Linked DNA regions of Mus musculus: region 2 is linked to region 1. A link is a loop called in an ENCODE intact Hi-C map of the cell type or tissue named here. Cell type or tissue: left cerebral cortex. All regions are shown on one strand. Each heading gives the region's core, and the rest is flanking DNA. Links, peaks and the distances in the headings are about the cores only.

Evidence for each region. A loop is a pair of places that touch in the nucleus more often than their neighbours do. Peaks named below come from ENCODE experiments on the same cell type or tissue, not always from the same donor. Only the 100,000 strongest peaks of a DNase experiment are listed, where the experiment ranks them.
Region 2: it touches region 1 in a loop (14-fold over the local background); 9 of 42 quality-filtered maps call a loop at or near these places.

Annotation. Positions count from the first base shown.
Region 1 is chrX:47,818,909-47,821,835 of GRCm38, reverse strand. The region is part of intron 22 of Smarca1 (SWI/SNF related, matrix associated, actin dependent regulator of chromatin, subfamily a, member 1); the gene reads left to right. Among named protein-coding and RNA genes, the nearest start is that of Smarca1, 72 kb to the left of the region's middle. In left cerebral cortex, for the core only: a CTCF peak has its summit at 1,070; DNase peaks (open chromatin) are centred at 1,019 and 2,208.
Region 2 is chrX:47,702,001-47,704,927 of GRCm38, reverse strand. No RefSeq gene overlaps it. Among named protein-coding and RNA genes, the nearest start is that of Smarca1, 190 kb to the left of the region's middle. In left cerebral cortex, for the core only: a CTCF peak has its summit at 1,651 (motif pointing left); a DNase peak (open chromatin) is centred at 1,648.

The sequences.
Region 1 (2,927 bases), core at 100-2,599:
AGCCTAAACCCAACAAAACCAGCAGTGGTTTTGTGACTAGTTGTAAAATGGCATCCATTTCTTAAGTTGTTCTCATAAATATTTTATTTTCTAAAAGTTCTTTGGGGTATGAAAAAGTGCTTCATATTTTTTTTTCTGATTTATTTTATACCTTCAGCTCACACTGATGAATAAAAGGAAAATATGTGTTGTTCTGTCGAAGGCATTACTTTGGAAGAGGCTTTGCAATATTATTTGTTCAAACACTAATAAATATATCTTTACCATCAAACATATAGATGGCATAATTTTGGGAGAGTTAGCAAGTACTTCCTTTAAACCCAGGATCCGTGAGAACTTAGGCTAGTTGGAATAATGTTTTAGTTGACATTTTCAGCATGGCATTCAAATGGTGTATTTATGTGAAAGGACAAGGAGAGGTGTGCACATTACTACAATACAGAAGGATTGAAGGAAGAATGAAAAAGATAGGAATTAATCTGCAGCACAAAGGATCATGATCGGCCTTAGGGACAGAACAATTGTTTGACAGGGTTCTTCAGATCACTGACGGAGATTATTGAAACAAATGTAGAATTGCTTTTTTAAATTCTCTTTTGGAAATAAGATTTTATTTTGACTGTGAGTTAGTTTGTCATCTCATTCAGGGAATCCATGAATATGCATGACAGATGACTCTTTTCAAAGCCACATATTTAGCTTTCTAGCCACTTGGGTTATTTATTTATTTATTTATTTATTTATGTAATGACATAATTTAGGGCAGCACCAATGATTTCTAAAAGAAAAATGCTTAACTGCATTTTTCAAGAAATCGCATTTCCAAACATACGTGCCCTTTTATGTGATGAAACATTTATTGAATTCTGTGATATTTCAGTGATATTTTACTAATTTTTAAAAGGTTGAAAGATTGATGTTGGGTCTCATTTCTTCAGTTATTAAACTAAGGCAGTAGGATGAAAGCGATTGAAGGTGCAAGGAAAGACGCTGTTTGCAATAAGATGATCATAGAACTACTTAGCCTTCATACTCAGTCACAGAGAGGAAAAAGCTCCAATATATTAACAACCACTAGATGTCTCTGAACTCCCTTGTAAAGAATTTTAGTTTTCCTCCATCTTGTTTTTTTTTTTTTTTTTTGAGACATTTGCCTCCATGCCTTTTCTTTTTCTAGATATTTAAATTTTCAGAGCATATTTGCTGAAAGGCAGATATTAACTATATGAGTGGTTACAAATGTAAATCTGTATTTTGTCTATTAAACTTGGGAATGCCTGTGTCCTTTATTACCATTTAGAAAGTAGAATTTCTAATTTTTACAGACTCATTAAAAATATAGCCATTTATTTTATAATTCAATATGTTAATTTAATGGGTTTTAGGTAAAATTTTCTCTTATGCTAAAATTTGATTTCTCTTCTAACTAGTGGACAACTTTTACTTATATTTCTGGAATTAGAGTACAAGTCATATATTTAAAATATGCATATATTTATATCATCTTTTTACATTACATTAATATCAATAGTTATAGAGTTGTAAAAATGGTTTATTAATATTTGTAGAGCATCTACCTCCATTTGTTTTAAAAATAATTTTCTTTTTAGTGAGTCATTTTCACAATCTAGGGAGAGAATCCACCATCTTGAGAGAGACAGCTGTGAGTTCTGTAATAAACAACACTGGAAAATCATTGAAAAATCTTATCTTTGAGATACAGGATGCAATTTGATTCGTTTTGTGACTATAGTTGTGTTTAAATTGAAATCTTTCTAATGATTGAACTCAGCTTACTAAAAAGATTTTTCTTTCCCAGACACATCACTAAATAATGTGAAATCTTTCTTAGAAAAAAAATGCAAGAACATTAATAGTTATATTTTGTAAGAACATTAATAGTTATATTTTATGTGCTAATCTCAAAGTACTGAATTCATGACATCTGACTTAACTAACACACACAAAGTGCCGAAAGGAATGAATTCCCCCTTTCAAATATGCCACACTTTGAAAGGCTTTGGCTAAAGGTTGAAGATTTTGAAGCTCTTCTCCATTTAAAACTGCTGGCTGTACAAAAGAGAAAATAAGATTCACTTCCATCTCTCTGTGCTAAAAAGATCGTGAATTTTTCGCAGAGAAATTGTGTGGTCTTTAAGTAAGTAATCAGCCTCTATTGAACTCCATAAACAAGTAGGAAGGAAGCACATGCTGAACTCGGATTTTTAAGCTCAGAGCATAGGAATTGCCTTCCACTCTCATCTCGGTGCTGGGGGATCCTAGAATAGGACCTTAGTATTTGGTTGTTCAAAAACTACTAATATGCTGTACTTATTATGTAAGTTGTCTTTTATAGGATGCCGACCTGTCTCCTTATCAACATTAGCTCATTAATTTTCTTGCCATCTCTGTTCATTTGTTAGTGACTGATGGGACATAGCATGTTGAAGAGAATCTGAGACTTTTAAAGGCCATAAGACATTGGTCAGTTCATTGGACAGTGCACATGGGAAAGGAACCTAGCCTTCAATCAGTAATGCCTTAATCTTTCTTAGTTTTCTTCTAGGTAGTTAAAGAAGAAAAAGTAAAATTTAATTCTCAGTTTCCTCTATAGGATGACCTTGGTTCTTAATTTTAGTTAAATTTTTTTACCTTTCAATTGCTGAAGAACACTTTTTTTTCTCGTCAGTCAGCTCAGGAAGCTGTGTGTTGCTTTGCCCGTGGCCAAGAACATTACAGTTGAAGCTGAGTATTAGTAATTAATCATTACAATTACCCTGTCTTTTGTAGTAGTTTAAATGAGTTTTGGCGATAGCATCTCAGAGAATCACACACTGTTGAATACTGGGTAATAAAAATTTCATGTTATTAGTTTGTTTTCAAATCACATCTTTATTATTAATGAAATTGTGCCTTATTTAAAAGTA
Region 2 (2,927 bases), core at 192-2,691, 120 kb after region 1:
TAAAAATCATGGCTCCACAAAAGCATGCCTGATGAAAAGTCATATATTTCAATGTCTTATAAGGAAGACATCAGCTGCTTGTTGTTCCTAGTTTTTCTCTATAATGTTTGTATAGGATTTTTCTATGCTATTTATGGTGTCTCCTTTTTGTGCAAAGGGACAAGCATGTTTATTGCCCAATACAGAAGATTCTATAAGCCTGAGTTCCCTAAATTCAGCCTTCTACAATGCAGCTCACGTCATGTGCAGATGGCATTTGGCTGACCTTTCATAGCTCTGTAAGATTTTGGAATTCAAAATTGTAAAAGCATAGACACTCCGGTTATTGTTTTTACTGTGAATAATAAATTTGCTTTCATCTCTAATCTCATAGTTTCACCTGTATCCATAAAACTATGCTAGCCTAAGTTGTTAATTGGCAAATGGGTGAATCGCAGATCATTCACAGTTCCCTATAACAACTTTAGTTACATTTACTCTCCTCTTTTTTTTTTTAACACCATACCATTTAGCCTTCGAAAAATGTAGTTCCAAACACATTCTTTTTGTGTAATTGTTTTATGTGCTAATTTTGTTTCCCACCTACGTTCTAGGTATTAAGACCAAGAATCTTGCTGGTAATTGTTATTTATGCAGTAACCGCTGGCAAAAGAGTGTGTACCATAGATGGGGCTTGAAATGTATTTTGTGGTTGACCAGCAGAGTTAACTCACTCCATTAGTGTATGCCATTGAGTTTCTTGCCTTGAATTTCTTATGATAAACGCCAACTATAGATTTAGTCTCTGAGAAATAGAAAAGCACTAATGAGAGAGGAAGAAGCTGTTTGTTTTTTGGACAGTTAGGATGCAAGATATAGGCATTCCTTAATCAGTTGGACATCATTGACTAAGGGGTCAATTAAAAAATGATTTTGAACCCCACATTTCTCAAGATATCCAGCTGAGTCTGGTTTTTTTGGATTGCTAATAATTATATTTCATCTGTTTAACAACCAGAATGAGTCTATGATTTTATAGACTTTCATACTTTTGGGAAATCATCTATACATAAATGGCATATCCTTTGACATTTGATACTGCTTTTATTTTCATAAGTTTACCAATATATATATATTTATATTAGAAATTTAAATGTTTATAGATGTATTTTCACTAGGCTCTTTACTCTCTTCAATGGTCTAGATTATTTGATGATTTAAATAATTTAGTTTTCCATAGCGAAATATGGAGACTGAAAAGGTTTTCTCCTCTTAGTGTTAAATGACTAGAACTCTCGGTTCTGTCTTTTGGCTCTAACTCTGAGTGAGTCTGTACTCCCTGACCTCATAATACTCACCAAACTGACTTTTTTTTCTCTCTTCTTTTCCTCCTGTCTGTCTCCTCCTTTCTTCCCCCTCCTCTTTTTCCTCCTCTCTCTTCCTACTTCTCTCTGGCTTACTCTACTTTTAACCCCTTTCTACTGCTCTTCTGTTTAAAATAGATAGCAACACAATCAGTTCCATCTTCCAGAGGGCAAGTGGTATCTCTGAGCAGGTGTGACACAGTTATCATTTGCTAACTTTAGCTTTGTGAAATTTGCATTTTTCCAACTTTAGATTTTTGACTTCTGGCCATCCCTTCTCAATTTGAAAAAGTATTTCATTTTTGAATTTGAGTATGCTGCCACCATGTGGTTGCCAGTTATTTGCTTTTCATGGGCTCCTAACTCAAACTTCTGCTTGGAGACTATGTCAGTCAGGGTAGGGTAGGGTAGGGTAGGGTAGGGTAGGGTAGTGTGATGATTGATGCCTGTTAATAGGTGAAGGTACTGAGTATGAGATGGGGTAGGAGTTAATTTTCATAGAGTGTCAGGAAGACATTGAAGAATAAAAACTGGGCTATAAAATGTAGATAGGAGAAAAATAGTCTGAGGTTCACATAATGTAATTAGGAAATAGTACAGTGGAGGAAACAAGTAATTAAAAAGAAAGAAGAAAGAAGAAAGAAAGGAAGAAAGAAAGACACAATTAAGAGAATCAGATCACTGAAACTACTTTCATCTTTTTGTCTTTTTTCTCTTGTCAATGTGCATGTATATACGTGTGTATTTGTGTGCGCATATTCATATATGAATGAGTGCATACCTGTGTGTTTAAGTGTGCCTGTTTCATATATCTATGAGTGTGTGTGTGTGTGTGTGTGTGTGTGTGTGTGTGTGTGTGTAGGCAAGAGTAAAGTTCAGTTGTCATTCCTTGGGAGCCATCCACCTTTAGTTTTGAGACATGTTCTTTCACTTGTCTGGAGCTGGCTTTGTAGGATGGGATAGCTGGGATGAGGTATACAGGTAAGAAGTACAAATGTGCACTTCCTATTTTCCATTGCCAAGGCCAGAGTTGAAGTGAAAGCTGACTGAAAATGCAGCTCATTCACTGAAGTTCATTGTCAGGACATGGATGTGCTTGTCTATGGATCCCAACTGGCAGTAGAATTAGTTAGGGAAGAGGCCAAGTCTTATTTATTTTTACATAATTTACATTACATCCCAGTCTCATCCCTACTACTCTCCTCTCTTCCCAGTCCTACCCTTACAATTTCCTTATGCATTACCTTCCCCTTCTCCTCAGAGAGAGGAAAGCCCCCCATAGGTACCACCTCACTTTGGGACATCGAAGACCAAGCTGCACATCTGCTACAAACGGGGAGAGGGTAGGTATAGCCCCTTGCATGCCTTGGTCCCAGGTTAGTTGACTCTGTGGATCTTCTTGTGGTGTTCTTGACCCTTCCATCTCACTCAATTTTATACCCCACTCTTTAACAAGACTTCCCAAGCTCTACCTGATGTTTGGTTGTGGGTTTCTGCATCTATTTCTATTTGCTGCTCAATAAAGCCTCTCAGGAGACAGTTATGGTAGGTTCTTGTCTGCAAGTGTAATAGAGTATTATCAAT